2 separate regions of the Homo sapiens genome follow, and region 2 is linked to region 1. The links are chromatin loops, found by intact Hi-C in ENCODE. Cell type or tissue: IMR-90. All regions are shown on one strand. Links, peaks and the distances in the headings refer to the core of each region. The heading gives the core; the rest is flanking DNA. Region 1 holds the start of LINC00922 (long intergenic non-protein coding RNA 922). Region 2 overlaps LINC00922 (long intergenic non-protein coding RNA 922).

Region 1 (12,659 bases), core at 1,977-9,976:
GGGGGGCACAGTGACCAGGCCTGGGCAATATAAAGCAGATCGAAGATCAAGCCCAGACTCAGGAATAGACAGTTGTGTATTTGAATCCCAGCTTTGCCCCTTGCTAGCTGTGTGGCTTTGGGAAACATCACCTGCCTTTTTTGAGCCTGTTGTTACTTCCTCTGTGCACTGGGGAAAATATATCTTACATGGTTATTGTGAGAATCCAAACACACAAAGAACTGAGTAATAAAGTACTTAGCTCTGGGCTTGGCACATAGCCGCCATGACATAAGTGGTGATCTTTGATTTAGTAAGTTTAATTTTCAGTCATAAACCTGAGTTTGAGACCAGCTTTGGTCATTTAAGAGATATGCTGCTTTGGGCTACCCATCCAGTCTTTCAAATATCATTTTCCTTACTTATAAGACAAAGTAACACCCAACTCACGGAAGTGTTACACTTCCAAGAAGCCTTCTCTGATCCCCTGTCATGTGGAGTGTGGCATTTCAGGCTTCATGTGCTCTTGATAAAACACAGATCCTACTTCTATAGCTGTGGCAGGGCCTGGGCTACTGCATTTTGAATAAGCATCCGGGTGATGCTGATGCTTCAGGTCCGTGGACCATGCTTTGAGTAGCAAGGATGTAGAATTTGTTATTCCTTTTTTTTGTGTATCTCCATTATCATAATGGTAGTCATAAGCATGTTTGGAGATGTGTTTGCGTGTGTGTGTGTGTGTGTCGGGGGGTGTTTTCTCATGTCTCCCTTGTGACTGGGCACACCTATAGGACAGGGACAATGTCTCCTCTCTCTCTCTCCATTCTTCACAAATGAGTCTTCCATTGACCAGAGCTCAAGACAACTTTCACAGGCAGGAGGGTAGCAGCTGCTTCCTCTGTCCACCTTCTGATGCTTTGAATCAAGTCGGCCACTGTGATCTAGGATGGGGAAGCCTAGCTACGTTTACTGAGTAACTCTGTTGTTCCATCTTAGGGACCCTCCACTGCCATTTATTCTCAGAATCCAGTGTCCCTAGGGCCACTTTGCTCATGAACAGAGCTTTCTCTTCACCTCCACCCCCTGCTATGTTGGCTTCTAGAATTCGGTCCTGGGCTTTGAGCCCAGGGTCCAGTGTCCCTTCAGTCTGATGCCTGCTAGTTTCTACTTATGGACCTATAGGCTGACGCCCTGGATGGAGAGTCATTGACCACTCACCTGAAGCCTCAGGCTTGGCACTCTTTGTCCCCATTCCTGGATCTGTGACCTCAGTGCTGGAAATCTGAGTTAGCTCTCAGTGCCCTGGGGAAGCTGGGCCTGACCCCTGAACTGAACCAACAGAGGGTGTTCACTGCTTTCCCGCTCACCAAACCCCACTCCCTCTGCTCAGCTCATATCACATTTGGTCTGGTTGGAGCCCCCTCCAAAATGACCTCATGCTTCTCAGTGTGCAGAGTCATGAACCAGGGAATCACCAAATTGTTGACGAAATGGTTGAAATATGGGAAGAAGTAATGCTTTTCAGGTAAGAGAGAAAGAATAAAGAACACAATCTCCTCTTCAGGCTTATCAAGGTGCTCTGAGTATCTAGGGGTAGACATGAGTGTATGAATCAAAAGTCAGAGGAAGCTTTTTTTTTGAGACAGAGTCTTGCTCTGTCACCCAGACCTTAGTGCAGTGGTGCTATCTCGGCTCACTGCAAACTCAGCCTCCCAGGTTCAAGCAATTCTCCTGCCTCAGCCTCCTGAGTAGCTGGGATTACAGGCACCTGACACCACGCCCAGCTAATTTTTGTATTTTTGGTAGAGACGGGGTTTCACCATATTGGCCAGGCTGGTCTGGAACTCCTGACCTCAGGTGATCCGCCCGCCTGGGCCCCGCAAAGTGCTGGGATTACAGGCGTGAGCCACGGCGCCCAGCCAGAGGAAGCTTTTAAATCCTGTGCATTGTCTAAGGCTCCTTCTAGCACCAACAGCGCCCCCTCATGCACAAACACATGCACATGCACACATTCACACTCACCTCCCTCCAGACCCCTGCCACAACGTTGGGCTCAGCCTGTTGTATAGACGCCACTCATGTCAGTTTCATTTAGTTCTGTCTCACTCTGGGTTTCTCTTTCTCTTTTCATCCCTCATTGCCCATCTCTCTCTCTTCCCTTCCATTATCCTCTCCCTCTGTACCTCTCTCCCTCTGTTTCTCTGTTCCCTACCATTCTGGGCCTCTGTCTTGTTCCTTTATCCCTTCCTCACTCTCTCACTCCTGGTGCTGTATTTGTTTCTCCCCTACACTTGTCTCTCAGCTCCATCTGCTTTCTCTGGTTCTTTCTCCCTTGGACCTTGGTATGGTTTGGCTCTGTGTCTCCACCCAAAACTCATCTCAAGTTGTAATCCTCACGTGTCGAGGGAGGCACCTGGTGGGAGGTGATTTTAATATGGAAGTGGTTTCCGCCACGCTGTTCTCGTGATAGTGAATGAGTTCTCACGAGAACTGATGGTTTAAAAATGTGGCACTTCCCCTTCGATCCCTTGCTCGCTGCTGCTGCCACGTAAGAAGTGTGTTGCTTCCCCTTCGTCTTCCACCATGAATGTAAGTTTCCTGAGGCTTTCCCAGCCATGCGGAACAGTGAGTCAGTTAAACCTCCTTTCTTTATAAATTACCCAGTCTCAGGTGGTATCTTTATAGCAGTGTGAAAACAGATTAATACAGGCTGTTTCTCATCTGATTCCATCTCCTAGCGTCTGTGAAGTTCTCTATCTTTCTGTCTCTGTCAGGTCATGAGCATAATTTCCATCTTCACACATACCCCAAAAAAACCAGAGAAGGAGAGCAGGGAATGGGCTGGCTCTTCTCTTCTTCCAAAGCCTGAAAATCTGGCTTGAAGCGCTGGAGCTGGCCAAGCTTTGTGCTGACCAGTAGGCTGCCTTGCTTCTTGGCAGGAGAGTTGCTGGGAGGCCCCACCCAGCGCATGAGGATTAGACAACATCCATGAGGGATGCTGACTGCTAAGACGGACATACACTATTCTCAGATATGAGTTTTCAAACCTCTTGCAAACACATCCTTCCACCCCTCCTAGTGTCCCTCTCTGAGAAAGAAAAATTATTTTTCTCTGTGGCTTCACCTTCATTCTCTGCACTGCAGGGCTCTCTGGAGGGTTGGGTTCACTTCTGTTTTCTTCCCTCTTTCCAGATAACTTACAATAGACATGAATTGTCTTTGTAACAAGAATAAAAAATCATGAAATAAATTAAATGAACGTGTTGGGCTAGGCCATCTTTAGGACCCACCTTTTTGGCGCCCATGTGCTATGATAGCTCCTGACTTTGCCAACACAGAGACAAAAAAGAAACAGCATGCATGGGAAAATTTAGGTTTCTACAGGAAGGAAAGCAATTTTTTTTTTTTTAGATGGAGTCTCACTCTGTCGCCCAGGCTGGAGTGCAGTGGCGCGGTCTCGGCTCACTGCAGGCTCCGCCCCCGGGTTCACGCCATTCTCCTGCCTCAGCCTCCCGACTAACTGGGACTACAGGCGCCCGCCACCTTGCCCAGCTAATTTTTTGTATTTTTAGTAGAGACGGGGTTTCACCTTGTTAGCCAGGATGGTCTGGATCTCCTGACCTCGTGATCCGCCTGCCTCGGCCTCCCAAAGTGCTGGGATTATAGGCGTGAGCCACCGTGCCTGGCCAGGATAGCAATTCTATACAGAAAAGGCCTCTGCTGCTTTGAGGGTCTTTGGGCTTAGAAAGAAGAATCTAAGGTTTATGATCAATATTTTTGAAATATTTTAAAATGAGCACAGCCAATTAGCAGGTGATTGTCACCTGCCCAAGCAATCATTTGGCTGCTCTAAGCTTCTGTCCCAAGGAGCCAAAAAACTGGGACATCAGGGATGACAGAGCATTTACGTGGTCTAGCTGTGCCCAGAAAAATCACCTAAGTCCTGTGGATTTTGCAGGTGACATCAAGAATACCAAAGATCCTCTGTATACAAGAATCTTTACTTTTATTTCCTGAGTCATTTTAGGAAGACTGGGGCTATGTCTATGATATTTGCTGACATGACACTCTCTCTTATATCCTGTTCATAGCATCACAAAAACAAATGCTCAGTCTAATTCTATGTGTGTGCCTTGGCTGTATATTACATTATCCCGCAATTAGCACAATGATGGGTGATCAGGGCGAGCAGAATGATATTGCTGTGAGTGACCTATTATTATCCGCCGATTACACTTTACATGGAAATTAAATGAATTCTGTCAGAGCTCTGCAGCCAGGGAGAGAAGAAAATGCCTCATTGTTCGGCTCCCTGAGCTGGAGAGACTGCACGTGGCGATAAAGAGACCTGTGTTTGTGCAAAAACAAGGCGTGGGCTTCCAGTTTAAAAGATGCATTTGTTACACCAAAGCTCGAAATAGGAAATGCGTGTGGGCAGAAACAACGGAGATGAAAGGGGAGAAAACTAATTATTACTACCACCATTTGCGTATTGGGGTATTTATATAATGTGTTAAATTTCTTCTGTTGGGAAAATGTTTGTCATATCGGTGAGAATGAAACTTTACCCTTAGAGGGGGTATTCTTAGGCTTGAACACTTTTAGCTCAGTGAAATTTTTTTTTCCTTGAAATTATCTCCTGCATTCTTTTCTCTGCTCATCTTTCAATGGGCATCATCTTTAAAACATCATCTTTTCCACCTCTCTGTCTCTTTCATGATCTTGCATGTGCCTTTATTGTCTCAATAAGTGTCCCTTTAGATTTCTTTCTCAGGCATATTGCAGGTATCAATACTAAATAAAAAAGAGAGGCAAAATTCTACTGCCTTAGAGGCAGAGTGATTTGGGGAAAGGACATTACAACTGATAAATTTATAAAGAATCAGGAACTTAGAGTTCTTATCTTGGACATAGCTTCAACTAAATGCTCTGAAATGTGAAGACAATGGGAGTGACCTTGCCCTATTGGGAAGGGATTTGAGTTCTGGCCAATGATCCCAGTGATGTTTTCTCAATTGTAAAAAGAGATGGAGAGGTTTGAATTGCATCTCCCAGTGGTCTCTTGCAGTTCTGATATTCAGACATCAAATGATCAATATCTTGACTCACTCATCTAGTAAATATTTCTGAAAGAACTCACCATTAACAAGGCATTGTGCTGGGTAGAGGAGAAGATTAAATTTGGGGCTGATATATACAACTAGTTAGCTAAATCCTAAACAAAGCCTTTCTACCAAGCACCTAAGAAAACCCTTCCCATTTTTGAAGGGCCTTATTCTCAAGAGTATGAAGAGTGGCAACATCTCTTTATGCCCGTGGATCTTATGTCTAAATAGGCCTGTGATTGGGAACCCAAATTCTAGGCATTAGTGAGAGGGTTTAGTAACTAAGTACCAAGGCTGCAGCTTAGCCATATGAGATGTTGGAGAGTGGGCATAGGAGTCCTATATATATGTTTGAATAAAGACTAGTAAAAACCAGATTCCCAAGCTCATCTTTTTAGTCAAGTGGTGCCTCCGACACAGAGTTATTTGTTAATAGTGGTGGTGTTTTTTTTTTCCTGTTGGGATTTTCTAATATATCATGCAATGTGAAGAATATAACGAATGGATTTTGGAAAAAGAAGTATATGAAAACCATCCCCCATCCACTGTGAAAATGAAAGGCCATTTGGAGGTTTCAGCTTGTTAGAAAATTTGTGAAACACTGTACTGATGCTCAAGGAAGAAGAAAGTGGTGTTTTTCCAATTTCTGTGTGTCAGAATCACAGATTACTTCAGAAAATTGTGAAACTATTAAGATTCGGAGAACAACTGATTCAGTTGATCCTAGCTGGGGCCAGAAAATCTATGTGTTTGACAGACTCTCCAGGTGATCTTATAGGTGGTCTTTGGCCAGGCTGAGCAAAACACTGTTGCAAGCGTGAAGTGCTTAAACTCTGTCCATATTAGCTGAGTCATTTTATGTAAGGTTCTAAAGTATTTAAGCCTGAAATCTTATGGGAGAGAACGGCCATGAAGATTGGAAGTTAATCTATATAAAGCATCTACATCAGTCTCCATGTATACTTTGTGCTTAGTAATAATTACTCTTATTACCTCCACCCCAGTGAGAAGGTCAGGGCTGGCCCAGAGGATTCTGAGGTATAGATATCTCTCAATGACAGTTTCCAGGCTTAACATATCACTGCAGAAACCTATGGGATCTGGAGTCCCTGATCAAAACATTCACCCAAGTGGCCGAGGCATGAAACTGGAATAGGACTTCTTACTTAGAAAGGCTGAGAAAGAGGATCAGGACATACTGATAGGAGATGGTGTGGAGAAAGTGCAGAAGATAGACACTCTGGTGGCTTCTTATGAGTTCCCAGTGCATCTTGGGCAAGCCTGTGTCACTTAAAGTGGCCAGAAGAGGATGACATTATGTTATGTAGTGACTGCAAAGATTCCAGGAAACTCCACACAGGCTATCATGAACTCCAGAAGTATCTCACTTGTGAATCAGCCCTAGTATATGCGCTTTCATTTTTCAGTTGTTAGTCATACTTAATTGTTAGTTAATTTCCCAGAACATTTATAGAAAAGGAATCTTTATGCATTAAGTTTGAGTCAATAATTTGTTCCCAAATTAAAAATAATGGTAAAAGATCACATTCAACACTGAGTAACATTTATTTTTGTAACTAGCACATTCTGGAATTTACTAACTTAGGTATCAAGTTTGCAAATGGCATAAGTACATTTTTACATTAACTTCTAATTTCTAAAATTTCAAATTTCTAAATTTCTAAAATTTCAGATTTTAAATTTCTAAGATTTCAAAAACACGCTTTCCAGCTGTTTCTAGCTATCAGTTTGTAAATAGACATACCATTTACAATGAGATATTTCCTTATATTCTAGAACAGAATGGCAATTTTCGTGTGGTGTTAATTTCCGTGGAAGAAGAAAAGGCTCGACTCTCTGTCCTATTTTTCATGAATACTGGAAGTAGGGAATAAACCTGGAGTCTCACGGGTGAAAAGAGACATTTCCATATCACCAGACCACAAACGTGGGTGAGTCTGATTTACCTTCAGAATTTCGACCCATTCTTTTGTGTTTTTTGAACTGCTTTCTTTAATTATAATTTACATGCTATGCCTCTTTCCCGTATAAAGTGCACAAATGAATAGTTTTTAGAATACTTCTAGAACTGTGTTAAAATTACCACAATTTAATTTTGGATGTATTTGCCATTCAAAAAAGAAATCCGTTTTCTTTTTATGTCTTTGGGCAACCATTAATATACTTTTTGTCTGTAGAGTTACCTATTCTGGACATTGCATATAAGTTGAATCATATAATATTTGGTGTTTTCTGACTTAGACTTAATGTTTTCAACGTTCATTTAGGTTGTGGCATGTATCAGAACTTCATTTTGTTATATAGCTTTTATCATGAGTATACCACACTTATCCATTGATTTGTTGCTGAAATTTGGGTTGTTTCCATTTTTTTGGCTAGTATAAAAACTACTGGTAGTTTACACAGTGTTTACATTGTGTACAAGTCTTTATGTTGACATATGTTTTCATTCCTCTTAAGTACATTCCTAGAAGTGGTACTGTGGGATCATATGGTAACTCTGTTTAACAGTTTGAGGAAGATCTTTCTTTTTACGTGCCGTCGTTTTACATTACCACCAGCATTGCATGAGGATTCCAGTTTCTCTATATCTTTGCCAGCACTTGCTATTGTGTTTCTTTTTTATGATAACCATTCTACTGGGTATGAAGTGGGGTCTAATTGTGGTTTAATTTGCATTTTTCAGTGACTAATGATGTTGAGGATCTTTTCAAGTGCTTATTGACCATTTATATATCTTCTTTGGAGAAATGTGTATTTAATATTTTGCCTATTTTTAATTGTGTTATTGTCATTTATTATTTAATTGTAAGAGTTCTTTACATATTTTGGATATAGTTATATTTATCAAATATATGATTTGCAAATATTTTCTCTCATTCTGTATCTTTTTTTGATAATGTCCTTTGATGTACAAAAGTTTTTAATTTTGATGAAATCTTTATTGAAGAGACTCTTCTTGCCCCATTTTATTGTCTTGACATGTTTGTAGAAAATCAATCGATCATAGATATCAGGGTTTATTTCTGGACTCTCAATTCTGTTCCTTATATGGCTATCCTTATAGTAGATGTACTCTGTCTCAGTTCCTGTATATTTATAGTAAGTTTTGAAATTAGAAAGTCTGTGTGCCTGTAACTTTTTTTTTTCCTCAAGATTGTTTTGATTATTCTGGATCCTTTGAATCTTCATGTGAATTTTAGGATCAGCTTGCCAAGTTCTTCAGTGAAAAAAAAGCTCAAATTTTGGTAGAGATTCTATTGACCTTGTGGAACAATTTGAGGAGTATTGCCATCTGGACACTATCAAGCCTTTTGATTCATAGTCATGGGGTAATTCTCCATTTACTTAGATTTTTTTCCATTTCTATAATTTTTTTTAGTTTCAATGTATAAGTCTTATACTTACGTTAGATGTATTTTTAAGTATTTTATTTTTTGATGCCACTATAAGTGTAATTGTTTTTATTTCATTTTCAGATTTTTTATTGCTAGTGTACAGAAATACAAAAATATTAGTATATAGAAGTACAAAAAGTGGAAACAACACAAATGTTGAACAAAAAATCTTTTATATATTACTCATATCCTGTAGCCTTGCTAAACTCATTTATTAGTTCAAATAACTTTTTTTCTTTTAATTTGTGAACCCTCAGGATTTTCTATGTATAAGATAAGCTTATCTTCAAATAGAGATCATTTTACTTTTTTCTTTCTAATTCTGCTGCCTTTATTTCTTTTTTCTTATCTAATTGCCCTAGCTAGCACCTCCAATACAATGTTGAGTAGATGTAATTAGAATAGACATCCTTTTCTTCTTTTTGATCTTAGGGGAAAGCACTCTGTCTTTCACCATTAAGTGTGATGTTAGCTGTGAGCTTTTTGTAGGTATTCTACATCAGATGGAGGAAGTTATCTACTATTCCTAGTGTGTTGAATGTGGTTTTTTGTCGTTGTTGTTGTTGTTGGTCATGAGTGTTAGATTTTGTCAAATCCTTTTTCTGGATCTACTGAGGTGAACATATGGTTTTTGTCCTGCATTCCATTAATAAGCTGAATTGCATTAACTGAGTTTTCAGATGTTAAACCAAACTTGCATTTTTGTGAGAAATCCCACTTGGTCATGCTGTAAAATTTTGTGTCTGCGTATGTTACTAGCTTTGGTTTGCTGGTATTTGTTTAAGATTTTGCATTTATATTCATAAGAGATATTAGTCTACAATTTTTCTATGTTTTATTCGGTTTTAGTAACAAGGTAATACTGGCCTCATAGGATGAGTTATAAAACATTCCCTCCCATCCAATTTTTTGAAGAGTGGGTCAAGGTTGATATGAACTCTTTGAGTGTTTGGTAAAATTTGTTAGTGAAACTGTCTGAGTCTGGGGAAATGTTGGGTCAAATTATTAGGCTCCTACATCAAAAAATAACCTGAAGAATTAACTAGAATTAGTTAGAGGTACACCCTTTAATTTGCTGAGATATCCATCAGGTACTGTTAAATCAGCAAAGCAATATGCAGACAACTGTACTGTATCAATGCCTTCTGGAGACAATTATATAATGTTAATATGTCTATATGCCTTCATGTAAGTCTCTATGTGGGTGTGTTATCATCTATTCACTTTTATTCCAAATATATTAATATAAAGTAATATTCAAAAATATGATCACATATATATCATCCCTCATTGGAGACTCTTTTAATTGTTTAATTGCATTTTTATTGGTACATAATAATTATGCATATTTACAAGGTACATGTGATATTTTGATACACAGGTACAATATATAGTGAGAAAATCAGGATAATTAGAATATCCATCTCCTTCCTCAAACACTTATTATTTCTATGGAATAGATCCAGGATCAGTATTGCTGGGTTGAAGAGTATGTGTATTTCTAGGCTTAATACATTTTGCTAGGTTGTTCATAAGAGAAATTAACAATTCTGATTTCTACAAGTAATATGCGAGAGTACCCATTTTCTTGTATCCCTGCGAAAAAATGGCTTTTAAAAAATTTTTAAATTTAAATTTTTATTTTTTTAAAGAGAGAGAGTTTCACTGTGTCACCTAGGCCAAAGTGCCCTGGCACGATCATAGTTCACTGTAACCTTTAACTCTTAGGCTCAAGGACTCCTTTAGCCTCAGCCTCCCAAGTAGCTAGGACTGCAGGTGCATGTCACCACACAGGTTTTTATTTTTTTATTTTTTGAGATGGAGTCTTACTCTGTTGCCCATGCTGGAGTGCAGTGATGTGATCTCAGCTCATTGCAACCTCCACCTCCTGGGTTCAAGCAATTCTTGTGCCTTAGCCCCTCAAGTAGCTGGGATTACAGGCACCCACCACTACACCTGGCTAATTTTTATATTTTTAGTAGAGACGGGGTTTTCCCATGTTCACCAGGCTGGTCTCAAACTCCTGACCTCAAGTCATCTGCCCACCTCAGCCTCCCAGAGTGCTGGGATTACAGGCATGAGCTACTGCACCCAGCTTATTTTTTTATTTTTAATATTTTGGAGAGATAAGGTCTTGCTATGTTGCCCATGCTAGTTTCAAACTCCTGGCCTCAAGCAGTCCTCCTGCCTTGACCTCCCAAAGTACTGGGATTTCAGGTGTGAGCCACTGTGCCTGGCTAACAATGGCTGGTTTTAAATTTTAAAAAATTACCATAGGTGTAAATTATTATTTCACTATTATTTTGCATGCCTCTGGTTCTGAATGTGGGTATATATAAATGTTTGTGAGCCCTTTTGATTTGTTCTCCTGTGTGTTATTCATAACTTTGCTCATTTTTCCATTGGGGCCTCTTTTTTCTCATTATGTCAGTTTACTTTAAGTATTATAATATAAGCCCAGTGTCATCTGCATTGCAAAGTCATTAAGTCATTTGGGAAATATTATTTTTATATTAACATTCGGTATACTATATTGTGCTGTAAAATATTTTACCTGAACAAATGTGTTTACATTTTATTTCAACATTTCTCAGTTCTCAGGTTTGATCAAGACATGTTCCCTGCAGGACCCTATATTTTGTGTGTGTATTCCTGTATATATATGTTTTTACATTGAAGATGTGAGTGTATTTATAAGTATTTTGTATATAGTCTTAAACATTTATTTCTTTTCTTCCAGATGGATAGCCAGTTGTGCCAAAACTATTTTGAATTAATCTATTTTTTTCCCCAATGAATTGAAATAAGCCTTTGCCACTTTTGCAGTTGCTCACATATGTTTGTCTTTAGTATATCACTGGTTCAATTAGTCAACATTTGATTTGATATTTGTGCTTATATTCTCATAAGTGAAAGTGCTCTGCATTTTTATACTATCTTCATCAGATATTGGTATTTTGCTGGCTGCATATAAAACTAGCTAGTTTTCCATTTTTTCTATGGCCTGAACTAGCTTATATAACATTTGAATCATCCATTTTGTAAATGTCACATGAATGAAAGTTAACTTTGACCTATCTGTTTTGTTGCCTTTTTTAATGATAAATTTTAAGTTACCTTTCCAAATTACCTAAGCTGATATAGCGATAACTATTCTATTTTTATCTTCCTGGGTTAATTTTGGTAATTTATATTTTTCTTGGAAGTCATTCATCTCCTTTAAGTTTTCAAATCAATTCCATAAAGTTGTATATATGATTCCCTTAATTCTTTAGTCTTCTTTCTGCCTATAGTGTATCTTTTTTCTTATAATCTTGACTCTCTCTCTCCTCTCTCTACCTCTTCCCTCTAAAACTCCTAATTTGTCTATTTTATTGGTCTTTTCAAGGAAATAATTCTTGGATTTCATTGTCATTGCTACCTTCAAAATTTTATTAACTGTAGACTTTATTAAGTTCTCTTTTCTTTTGTTTTATTTTGTTCCATTATTTTCTAATTAATTTATTTATTTTATTTTATTTTATTTTTTGAGGCAGAGTCTCACTTTGTTGCCCAGGCTGGAGTGCAATGGCACGATCGTGGCTCACTGCAACCTCTGCCTCCTGGGTTCAAGTGATTCTCCCACCTCAGCCTCCCAAGTGGCTGGGATTACAGGCACCTGCCATCATATCCAGCTAATTTTTGTATTTTTGTAGAAACATGGTTTCACCATGCTGGCCAGGCTGATCTTGAACTCTTGACCTCAGGTGATCCACCCGCCTTGGCCTCCCAAAGTGCTGGGATTACAGGCATGAGCCACTGTGCCCGGCCTATTTTCTCATTTATTAAGGTGAATATTACTTTTCTTAATTTTTCCTTGTCCCATAATTCTGAAATCAATACATTTTTAATCTCTGTATTAATTTGCTGGCCATAAGTTTTCCTCTGAATTCAGCTGTCAGTTAAGTTCCATCGGTTTTGCTATGTGAGTGTTTACCTATTCATTGCTTCCTGGGTTTATAATTCAGTTATTTAAGAATATGTTTCCTGATTTTCAAGTAATTTTGACTTTTGCTTTTTCTTTGTAATGATTCTAACTTATTGCATTATGACTAGGGAGTGTGACCTATATAATTTCTTTGCTTTACATTTTATTAAATTTTTTGAGGTCATGCAC
Region 2 (12,659 bases), core at 2,126-10,125, 62 kb after region 1:
TCAATGCCAGCCTCTATTGGCTTTGCTAACTTTCTAGAGCATTCTCCCCAACTCGTTTTAGACTCTTCCAATGCCATTATCTTCATATTGTACTCTTTCTAGAAAGCCTCCTTTGACCAGCCTTGTCTCAGAGGTTAGGAGCCCTTCTTCTTAGGCGTCCCCACAGTGTTCTGAACTTGCCCTAATGGCTCCTGTAGGAATCATTTATTGACTTGTTTGAAGCTCTCACTAGCTTGGGAGCTCTGGGCAGGGGAAAGCCACGTCTCCCCTTGCTCATTACCTTATAATCAGCATTTGTGTAAGACTGGCTTGCCATGCTTTGCAGATGCTGAATAAATAGCTCTCAACTGAACCAGTAGAGTCCTGAATTCACACCTTCACCCCGCTGAGGATTCAGACTACACTGGCTTTTCTTCACATGTGAGCTTAACTCAAGTCTACATTTTCCACAAGATGCTCACTCCGTTCATGTACAGCCTTTACTAGCTCTACCTCATGCTGAGCTCCCCCTTCTCTGAAGTCATAACTGTGCACTCCACAGTGTAGAGTTCAAGATTATGGATTTTAGAGTGAAACTTTCTGAGTTCAAGTGTAGGATCCCCCCAAACACTACTTGTGGGATCTTGGGCAAATGACTTAAATGCTGAAATCTTGCCTCCTCATTTGTCAAATGGAAATGCTAGAATTTATTCCTCCATATTATTGTGAGGATTGATTATATGAATAAATATTTGCAAAGCCCTTGGCATAGTGCCTGAGCCAATTCAAATGTTTACCAAAAAGAAATAAAATACCAACACCTTCAGTATAATTTGGAGTTTCTAGAATGTTCAAGCCCTGCTGCTGAGGAGGATCTGGGGCTCTCTGGAAGCATCAGAGAGCATATGGCTTTCTCAAATACAAGATATCTGGACCACCATCCTGGAGGCAGTCTTGCCAATACCCTGCCATACACAACCATTAAGCCTTTGCTGACTTACAGTGTGTGGTGTTAGGAGGTCTTTCTCTCCACTAAGGCAAAAGTTCTTCCAAACCAGGAATCATGACATTTTATTTGTGTGTCCCAACATTTCACATAGTATTTGGCTGAAAGCCAGTGCCCCATAGATGTTTGTTGAATGAGTCAATGAGAATGGTAGACACACAACCCACTGAAGATTGGTACCCGTTGCCCCTTGAGTGAGCTCTGATCATCATGCACCTTCCCCTATTCTAAGACACTTCCTTTTAACTCTAGAACCATCCACACAACTGGCTTATCCTTAGGAGTCTGCCTCAGGTCCCCAACCATGTGCCATATCCAAGCCCACAAAACTGATACACTCTTTGTGCCCTGACATTGACTGCATCTTCTCTCCATCCACAGTTTGGCAAATGTTTCTACAGATCTAGTGTTATAGAGTCTGTCCTGGGCACTATGGAGATAACCAAGAATGAAAAAGGGCTTTGTCCTGGTTGAGCTCACACTCTATTATGGGTTATGTCCTGCCATAGTTGGGAAGACCGTATGCTCTTATCCCTGCCTCCTGCCTGAGACAGGCTTCAGGCCACTCTGGCACGAGCTGCATCTCAAGTGTAACCATTCCCTGAATTCCACTGTCATGAGAATAGCCCTTGGATATTTACATTAGGATAAGACTAAATTTGAGTGTCGCATGCCCCCATAACACAGACATCTTCCAAAGGTAAGTTCCCTAAACTTGACCCAGCCCAGTTCCATCTCCCTTCGCCTTCATCTGACAGCCAACATTCATCATGTTCTGGACCCCGAGTCTCCTATCATCTCTCAGGAAATAAAACAAAGAAGTATTCAAGTTAGGCTTCCAAATTCTTCCACTTACATGGTGCTTGTCACATACTTGGCTAAAGGGACTTTCTAGATTTAAACATCTTTCACTCCCCATACTGCCCTAAAATAATTTTCTCTTAAATTCAAACAGTGCAATGTGATAACTATAGCCATCCCTCCAACAACAACAAAAAAAGATTAATATGGTCCAACCGGTTATAAATTTGGCACTCATTTCCTCCATATTTACGAACATTCATAAAAAATTGAGAAATCTCATGAGCTATATGGATGGGTCACTGTATAATTGCCTACAAAGAAAAAAGGATTGAGGATATAGAAGTGAAAGAATAATGTATAATTCATAATATGAAGATGAAAGGTGGGTGAAGTTGAAGCAGCTCTTCCCTTGAAAATGTTTAATCATTTTTTAATATCAACACACCTTATTATAAAGACAACATGGCTTATCCAAATACAATCAGTAAAGTACTACCGTCTTTAATCAAAATATTATGGAATTCTCAAATAGTTCCTAGAATAGAGCATTTTATGAATATGGTTCAAATATCAGTTAAATACAGATTTCTTAATAGTTGAGCCATTATGTAATTAAATAATATTTATATAATGACAATTGCGTACTCCATAAGTGAAAATTAGATTTAATGAGACATTTATTGGCTCAAATGATTGATAATAAAACTCTCTGTGCTGAAGGTAATTTATACACACACGATATGACCAAGAAAAAAAAACTCATCTTAATGCTTACCTTGTGTTCAATGTTGGTTATCTCCTATCCAATTCAAATCAATTCCTGGTTTAAAAACATCAGCCCAAGACTTAAGGGCAATCATCATTAGGAGCGAAACAAAGAACAAAGGTTCCTTTTTAAACCTGCGGAGGTTACAGAAAATTTTTGCAAAGATTTACATTTTATTTTACTAGTAAATTGATCTTTTTTTTCTAATAACTTATGGAAATGTCTCAGGAACCAGAAAAATAAAATAATTTATTTCTCTCTCCCCTCCATCCCTCCTTTCTTTTTCTTTCTTTCTTTCTTTCTTTCTTTTTCTTTCTTTCTTTCTTTCTTTCTTTCTTTCTTTCTTTCTTTCTTTCTTTTTCTTTCTTCTTTCTCTTTCCTCCTTTCTACTTGACACATAGGTAATTTGGTAATCATGGGGTCGATAATTGCAAGGATATATGATTTATACTGAGTACCTGTCAAGTGCCAAGCACAGATTGAGACTTTAATGCACAATTTCAGAGGCAGAGAAAACATAGGCTTTTCGTGGACTTATAAATGGAAGAAAATCCTGACAGGTGACTGTCATCATGATCCTCCATGCAAGTGGTATAACCCTTATGATAGGAAAGTAATATTGGTTAGGATGATCTTAGAGTACTCTAGGATATGTCTAAATGACCACTTGTAACTCCTTACAATGCCTTTGTCTACATTATAAATCACAAACTTATGTTTGAGTCCTGGATTTACTACTGTCTTCATCTATTTTGTGCTGCTTGTGGAGGAAAAGTTAAATATTAAATGTGAACTCAATTGAACATGGACACAAACAATGGTCACCAAGTCTCAGAACAAGTAGTGTGGGCCCTTTGAGGTGTTCATCCATTGCTGTGTCGGAGTAATCTCTATTTCAATCTATTCCTATATATTAGTTATTGAAAACAACAGACAATTACAAAAACAAGTTGACCTTTTTGTGTTCCTTGAGCCCAGTCGTGAGGGACCCTCATGACTGGGCCTCATGTCAAACAACTTGTTACAAAAAGAGCTAGGGTCCTAGACTGCACTGAAGCTTCATGAGACCTCTCCTCGTCTGTGCACAGACGAGTGGCCGACTATGGTGCCCAGGCTGTTGCTTCCCAGTCTGGTGGTGAATCCTCCACACTCTGGTGAGTGTAAATATCTTTTTCCTTCTCCCCTTCCCATCACAATTTGCTTATTATATCAATCTGCTTATTATATCAGTCTGCTTATTATATCAATCTACTTACTATATCATTTGCTTATTATATCAGCATTGCTATTTATATGGGATAAAGATTGTTTACCCTTAGAGGTATTGTGTGTGTCTTTTCTTCTCCCCTCGCGTGTTTCCCACACAGAACACTGCTGTAACAAAGTACCTGAGACAGGTAATTTATAAAGAACAGAAACTTCTTTCTCATCATTCTGGAGTCTGGAAAGTCCAAGATTAGGACACCAGTGGTTTGGTTGTCTGCTGAGAGTTGCTGTCTGCTTCCAAGATGGTGCCTGTATCTGCATCCTCTGGGTGCAGAAGGTGAAAAGGGGAGACAGCTGAAGGCTGTATGAAGCATCTTTTATAAGGGCCTACATTCCATTCATGATGGTGGATCCTTCATGGCCTAATCACCTCTTAAAGGTCCCCCTTCCTCTTAATGCGATCACATTGGCCATTAAGTTTCAGCACCTTGATTTTGGAGGAGACACACTCAAACCATAACAACTAGTTTCTACCTTTGCTTTGCCCTCAGTAAGACACTAAATGCCTTACAGCCTCAGTTTCCTTCTTGGTAAAATGGTGATATTGATGTGCCCCTTTTACCTCCCATGCCTAAGAGGAACAAATACCACATTAACAACCAAGGACTGTGTTCCCATTGCTCATTTCCCAGATTCCAGATGGAAGGTACATCATGAGATACAATTTTATCTGTGTCTTATCCTTCATGCCTGTCATGGTACTTTGTGCAAAAAACACATCCGTTAAGATTGGAGGCATTCATGGACGTATGTATTGAACTCTATCTAAAGTGCTTCTCAATGATCTCTGTGGCAAGTCAGGAAGAAGAGGTGTCACAATGTTTGGAGACAGTGCTCAGAGCATCCAGTTTGCTGTGACATTGGTCTCTTCCAGAGAACTGCCACATCACTAGCACATTCTTATTGGCCACACTACTGGTTCTGAAGTTGGTCTATCATAAGCAGCAGCAGCTCTGATTTTGTAGTTGCCAAAATTGTTATTTTGGAGTGAAAAATAGACTTTCCAATAAAAACAAAGTCTGGACTTACCCTGAGGTTGGTTTGGCTTCTGTAAGTCCAAGGTTAGAGAAGATATTGAGGGTTATTCAGAAGCAGAAAGGACTGGCCAGAATTAGTAATTTTGTAAGAAAACTTTCTGAAGATGAGGTATGGGGAATGGAATGGTTAAAAAGTAATAAATATTATTTGTTCCAATTTTTGCTAAGATTTCAACCATGGTTGTGGTTGGGTAAAGGACTATTGATTTTCATTTATTCTGCTTTATTCTAAATTTTCAGGCAGTAATATATAATGTTTACAAATGAGTTACATGCATTTTAGAAAGCAATATTTTTCCTGCAATACAAATTCCTCGAAGATGCTTGGGAAAGTGTACTGTTAAGTCTGGCTCCCATATTGGATTTTTGGGGTTTCAGTCCTATCTCCACCACTTAGTCACTATATAACTTAGGGGAAAATCCCTAATGCCTCTCAGTGTTGGTTTACTCACCTTTAAAATGGAGATGATTATAATAACAACCCAATATGGTTGCTGAGCTCAGAATTTCAACTCTGTTCTTAATAAAGAGAAAATAAATTCAGCTCCTGTAACTCTAATCTAGGGCTATTCTAGGACATAGATAATGGGGATGAGTTCTCATTTGCTATGCCTCGACATCACCTCTTCCAAAGCCTTTTGGATACACACACACACACACACACACACACACACACACACACACACACACACAGTATACCTGAAATTAAGTAATTTTTCCAAGAACTAAAGTTACTTATTTGCCTAGTAGGAAGCCCATTTCTTGAACATCACTGATTTTTGGACCTTATATTTCCTGAAGTAAAAAGGTGATCTGGATACATATTATCCAGGAAGTCCAAATATCAACACTTGTGGAATTCCAGGTCACTAGGTCCAACAGACCCAGCTCCTTTGTGTCAGTTGAAAAGTGGAAAAGATGATCTCATCGAGACAGATAAGGGCGGGCTGCATTCCATGCACCAGATAGGGAATGCCATCTGCGGTTACCTTCCCATGGCCCCGTCCTTTCTAAACATGTCTTGAAAAGTATGGGAGAGACCTCTCAGTCTTTACAAGAAGACCCTGTTTCCTTTTCTGCCTGGGAACACAGCCGGACCTTGTTTCTCAGGCTCTTCTGCATGTAAATGGGGCTTGGAGCTGAGTTATGACTAATGCATGTGAGCGAAACCAGCAAACCTCCCAGACCCAGCCTGAACGACCTCCTTTGCCACCTAAGAGCCTCTTCCCATCTGCTGGAAAGAGGCACAGCATCCAACAAGGACTCTGAGACCCAAGAGGACTGAGGAGCCACCAGACTGAAAAGGTCTTTGTCTCTGAATCAGAGCTGTGGAAGGCCCCATGTCAAACATCCAATTCCACTTTACATGAGCCAGAAATAATATACTTTTAGTATGTTAAGCCACTGAGGTTCTGGGGTTATTGGTTACAGCACTCAGCTCCACCATAAGACAAAAGACAAACTTGGATTCCACTAAATGATGACAGGTGATAGACAATTTGGCAAATTCCTTCCAGCGTTGAGTACATTTACAAATGAAAACAGTTCACTGAGAATTGTAGGTACAGGTCTTGAAAGACAGAAGCAGAGTTCAGAACTCACAGGCTCTGTGAGGCAGCCACTCCTGAACAAGACTCCTCGGCCCCCCTGGGGGCTGCCAAAACCTTGGCAGACAGGAAACTTCCTGGGCCAAGCCCCCTGCTGCCCTAATCACTGCTTCTGGAAAATGAGAGCACCTCCGCAAAGAGTATTTTTAGATCAGCCTAATTTTTAGAACAAACCACATCTGAGTGCTCACACTCCATGTGTACACTGTTACTGATGCATCTGCTATTTAATTTCCATTATTAATATTTACTACAATATGATTAGTCTGGTTCTGAGCCTCTGAGTTAGAGGTTTTTATAACTTTCTCAAGTATCAAGCCCATACAGCAAATGCATTTATTCTACTTTCTCTCAACAGTTCTACGGAATCTTTGTGTGGAAGCCTTCTTCTCTTGGGGTGTGTGCCTTTTGGGATGAGGCTTTGGGATCTCTTCCCTTACTGATCTCCTTTTAGGTGGGCGAAGTACTTTTTCCTCAGATCTCATAAAATCCAATGCTAATGAGTGACATTAATTTCAATGAGAGTATACTATGAATATTTCAATTTGCTTCTCCTACAATACGAGCCTCTTAAGGGTGGTGATTAAATCATAATAGTTTTATTTCCAGTGCTGGAGACACAGCTTGATGTATCATTTTATTTGTATTGGAGAAAGATTCATTGAGCACCTGCTATGTGCTGGGTATTGAGGTGGGCACCAGGAAATCGATGAAGAACAAAAAATAGCCGGGAACCTTGTTCTCATGAAACTAATAGCCTAAAGAGAAAGGCAGACAGTTATCGAAGATTTGCAGTAATAAACACATAATCACGGATGGATTTAGTGATCTGGAAGAAGTGAGCCTTTCCTGTGAAAATGTCTTACTTTTTCTTTCCCCTAATAGGCCCTTAGACAAGGGTGTGAGTACAAACGTTTATTTGGGAGGTGATTTCAGGGAGCACAATGAGGGAGTGGAGAAGTGAGACAAGTAATTGAAGAAAGCCAGTGAAAGTTATGTCATAGAGATAATTAATGCTGTGGGCAACAGAGACTCAGCCCTGCTGGGTTCCTAAGACTATATGGGACACGCCTGAGAATTGCCTCACTGTGGGCAAGGCCCAGCCCTCATGGCTCATTGGTTGAGAAGTGCTTCGGTTTATTGACTCCCTAACACTCCCAGCCTGTCCTATGTGAGTCAAGCATTTCCCCACAGCCAGAGAGACATCAGGGAGAGAGATGTAGTGGGGGCTGGCTATGAGGTGCCTCTGGGCTAGTTTATAGGGATATGGACTATTGACAGCATCTTCTGGGTGGACAAAACAAACGCACTCCCTGGTCCCCAGATGAGGAAATCAGGGAAGAGTGTCCTGATGAAAGACATGCTGAGAGCTAATGAAGGAGAAAAGGGCCAGGAATGGTGGCTCACACCTGTAATCCCAGCACTTTGGGAGGCCAAGGTGGGAGCCCAGGAGTTCAGGACCAGCCTGGGCAACACAGCAAGGCAAGGCTTTGTCTCTACAAATAATAAAAAATAGTTAGGTGTGGTGGTACATATCTTTGGTCCCAGCTGCTTGGGAGGCTGAGGTGGGAGGATCACTTGAGCCTGGGAAGTTGAGGCTGCATTGAGCCAAAATCTTGCCACTTCACTCCAGCCTGGTGACAGAGTGAGACCCTGTCTCTAAAAAAAAAAAGGGGGTGGGGGAGAAAAGATGAATGTACTTGGTCTATGGGGGGTGGCATGGCAGAGCTTTTTTTTAGCAAGAGGAAATATATTTGTTAGCATGAGTATGGTTGGTGTGATGGGAACATGCAGGGCTAGGCAGGGAGGGTAGGGACAAAAAGAGATGAGGGAGATACTCTGGGCCAGCTCATGTCAGCCTTGTAGCCTTTACCTCACCCTTAAGAGCGATGGGAGGGAAGCCACAAAAAGTTCTCAAGCAGAAGGTGGGTCACCTGGTGAGATCTGTGTTTGAAAACAACGTTGTTAAGACAGATTTGGAGCAGCCCAAGCACATGCAATTTAATAAACATTGTCCAAGTGAAAGATGATGGGAGTTGGACTACGGTGATGATGCTAGGATGGGAAAAATATCGAAGTTGTAAAATATGATGGATTGGTGGTTGTGAAGGAAGGTGGAAGGCAAGACTGATCCCTATGTTTTTGGTGTAGAAACAGAGTCATTGGTAAGTGAACAAATCCTGGAAGAGAATGAATTGGACTGACGATCAAGGGTTCATCTTAGCCATTCTGAGAAATCCAATTTTGAATTAGCAAGTAGGAAATATGTCAAGGTAGGCAGTTTCGATGATCTGTGTGGAGTGCACCAAACAGGTCTGGCCTGGAGAAATATGTATGTGAGATCATTGCATCCAGGTGTCAGCTGATGTGATAAGGAGGCCTAGCCAGGCATGTGGAATCCTGACATACAGTGAGTGAGTAGACAAGGAGGAACCTTTTCCATTCTTCTTGGCTGTCTGCTTTACTTCTAATTTGATATGGACCCTCAGTGCTAGGCTATGAATTCTCAGATTCCCCATCCCTGTAGATCCCGGGGTAGCTAAGTTGGGTCTTAAGAAAAGGTCAGATGCCTAGAAATGCAAATTGGTGGATGGATGGATGGGTGAATGGATGATGGATGGATGGATGGATGGATCCTGAATGCCAGGGTCTAACTGAAGGACTGAAGAAGGCAATGAATAAGAAAATAAAGATTGAAGGAAGAATGAATCATTGATGGATGCATGACAGAATTCAGTGGCCTCAGCAAGTGATGTTTTATTGTTGCCCAGGCAATGTGACTACATTGGGAACTGCATGGGAATATAAATGTATTAATTGCATATAGAGGGATGTGTAGACTTTGGCTGAGCTTTCTTATGTATGCAGATGGACCTTTGAAGAAATTTCAAGTTTTTTCAAAACCAACTGCATTCAGTTTAATGGTGCTGTGTCCCATATACCTGCAATGGTCTGGAAATGGGATCTGTGGTTGTAACACAACTTTCCTAGAAGTCCTTTATTCATCCTAGAGGTGCAAACATGGTCTGTAGATAGAGGCATATTGGCAAGTGAAGAAAGGAACACAGTCAACCTCATGGGGCTGTCTGGATAGAGCAGAAGAATGAGCTGTTGACACGGATGTGAACATTTAAATATTTACTTTATACTCTGGAATTGCTCATATATTAAACAACCATGCATTTATTTTTATTCACTCATGTATTTGCCCACTTAATACATATTTATTGAGCACATATTATGTACTAGATGCTGGGAACCCCGTGATAAGAAGAGACACCATCATTCCTTCTGAGATTTTCCTAGTGGAGGCTATAGATGTTCAGTATATACATAGAATTATTATACACAAAGAAGGGAATAGTACAGAATGCCATAAGATGACACATATGGGTGCTTACTTGACACTGGAAAGAAAGATAAAGCCTCACTGAAGAAGGGGTGGATGACCACCGAGTAGCAAGTAAAAATGAAGTCAGACGAGAAGTGTCTAACCAGGGGGAAAGGTCCATGCCAAGACCACCATGAAAGAGGTGAAAGACTAAGTTCTGTTCCAAGATGAGGCAAGATCCTGGGGAGGAAGGCGCACAGGAAGGAAGTGAGAACAGGGAAGGAGGCCAGGCTGGAGAAATGAGTAGGGGACAGATACCTAGTGTTTCCTCTACGTGGTGTTTTTCATTTTTCAAAACATACTTATGGGCAGTTGATTAGGTAGATTTTATAAATTAAATACCTGAGAACTCTTGCATGGCAGTAGAAGGCACCTTGAGGAATTTCCTAGCCTCTGCATTTAGTTACTTTGGCAGCACATAGTCATGGAGTATCTAGGAATGTGCTCGGTCATGGGTGGGCACTGGGGTGAGAAGAGGAGGGATGGGTAGATGAATGCTAGGGTCCAGAGGCAGGGCACAGAAGCTCCTGCATCTCAGCCTGAGCATTCACAGGGCCCTGAAGATCAGAGCAGCCATCACACTCCTCCTCATAACCCTTTGGTCTGCATAGGAGCCAGCATGGAATTTTGAGTGAGACCCACCTTGACTGTCGCCCCATTACACACCATCAGTGTGGCCTCTGTCCTAAACCACTGAGCCTCGCTAATCTCCACCTAATAAAATCTATATGTGGGAGAGTGGGTTGAGGAGGGCAGTGGCCCAATCGCAGGTGCTTGGTAAGTGTTAATTAGTGTAACTATAGAAAATGGGTTTTTCTGTGAGACTGCAGAGCACATAAAAAGGACTGGACTCTACAAGCTACAGAAAAGTCTCTTGATATGACACAAGAAGACTGTTCTCAAGAGTCACACTTGTGTGAGAGTGGTATTGGCTGCTTTTAAGACTATGGAGACTTCTAGACCTGCAAATATTCAAGCAGAAATTGAATTCCAAGCCACTCAGTGGGCTTGGAAGGATAGGAGGCTTATCAGCATTTTACAAATGTTCTTTATATGTAAGTCAAGAAAACTTTTGTCCTAAGGACTTGGCTTGCAATATCCTAATATACAAAAAGAGAAAAACACAGTGCTTCTCGTCAATGGGGAAGGGTGCCAGACCCCCGTGTGTCCCTCAACATTTCCCCTACCACCGCTACCTCTGCAGCCTTCGTATCTCCTCACTTCAGCCATAATGGACATTCTAGAAAACCTCTGGATCCGCGATCTGAAGTTTTCACTTCAGATTCCAAGACCTGGAATTCTTGGATCTTCAAATACCCCCCTCCTACTCACCTAAGTCTAGGCCACAAGTAGCCTGTACCAGCTGTGGTGGTTCGGGCATGGGTGGTTCCCTGCAGTGGTTCCAGCTGCAGCCTCAGGCAGGGATCTAGCTCCTGTGAAGCAGACCTTCCTGCTTCCTGCTGTGCTGAGGACACAGGTCCATTTTCCTCACACCCTCTTTATCCCCAGGCTCTGCTTCCAATGCTGTGGAGCACAAACTCTGATGCCTCTGACCATCAGGTATCTCAGCCCAGCGGAGGACCTGGAAGCGGGGCCCTTTCTCCCATAGTGAGGTTTCCTGGATGGCAGCCATGTAGATCTCAGAACATTTTGCATTCTGCAGGGAATTTCAGGTTAGACTGTTTCCCTGGGTATTTTTCTGCTTTAAAATCTTTCAGGTTTATCCAGGCATGATGGAGTTGATGAAAATGGTGTCTGTGTCTGTCTTTCCTCTCTTCTAAGAGGGTGTGGAGCTCCCCTGGCAGGGCAGAGAGCCCAAAGCACTCTCAGGAGTGGCTGCTGCCCCCATGCCTGCCTTGCTAACCTCTTGCCAGGTTTCTCAGAGGGAGGCATCTTAGCAGCATTTACGTCTTTGAATGTTCATCTGATAGATGTCGCCCCCCAGAAATGACAGAGCTGTGGCAACAAAAGCCACTGGTTTGGGGACATTTTCTTTAGGAGTAGTTGGCAGTAGCAGATGTGAGAAGGTGAAGGCTGTTACTGTATGCATTTTCTCAGGTAACTCAAGAGTGGAAAACCAAATATCTTAGGTTCTCACTTATAAGTGGGAGCTAAGCTATGAGGATGCAAAGGCATAAGAATGATACAATGGACTTTGGAGGCTCGGGGGGTGAGGGATAGAAGACTACATATTGTGTACAGTGTACACTGCTCTGGTGACAGGTGCACCAAAATCTCAGAAATCATCACTCTAGAACTTGTCCATGTAACTAAAACCCACTTGTACCCACACAACTATTGACATAAAAATACAAAAAAGAAGAAAAATTAAAATAAAAAATAAAAATACCTTTTATTTTTTTTTCTTTATTCTGAGAGCAATACATACTCCTTGTAGAAAATTTGGAAAATATAGGCCGGGCGCAGTGGCTCACGCTCGTAATCCCAGCACTTTGGGAGGCTGAGACAGGTGGATCATGAGATCAGGAGATTGAGACCATCCTGGCTAACACAGTGAAACCCCATCTCTACTAAAAATACAAAAAATTAGCAGGGCGTGGTGGCGGGCTCCTGTAATCCCAGCTAGTCGGGAGGCTGAGGCAGGAGAATCGCTTGAACCAGGGAGGCAGAGGTTGCAGTGAGCCGAGATTGTGCCAATGCACTCCACTCCAGCCTGGGCGACAGAGTGACACTCCGTCTCAAAAACAAAAACAAAAAAAAAAGAAAAAATTTGGAAAATATAAAAATGTCAATGAAATAACATTTTTTAAAAGAGGGGGGCGTTGGAAATGTTAAAATATTT

Evidence for each region. Peaks named below come from ENCODE experiments on the same cell type or tissue, not always from the same donor. Only the 100,000 strongest peaks of a DNase experiment are listed, where the experiment ranks them.
Region 2: it touches region 1 in a loop (4-fold over the local background); 3 of 110 quality-filtered maps call a loop at or near these places.

The regions. Positions count from the first base shown.
Region 1 is chr16:65,566,148-65,578,806 of GRCh38, reverse strand. LINC00922 (long intergenic non-protein coding RNA 922) reads left to right here and starts at 2,510. Exons shown (of 10, transcript NR_174971.1): 1 at 2,510-2,568; 2 at 6,882-7,036. In IMR-90, for the core only: a CTCF peak has its summit at 6,373; a DNase peak (open chromatin) is centred at 6,456; H3K27ac peaks cover 809 bases.
Region 2 is chr16:65,504,287-65,516,945 of GRCh38, reverse strand. The region is part of intron 2 of LINC00922 (long intergenic non-protein coding RNA 922); the gene reads left to right. Among named protein-coding and RNA genes, the nearest start is that of LINC00922, 66 kb to the left of the region's middle. In IMR-90, for the core only: no CTCF peak of the experiment used is centred there; a DNase peak (open chromatin) is centred at 5,925; H3K27me3 peaks cover 167 bases.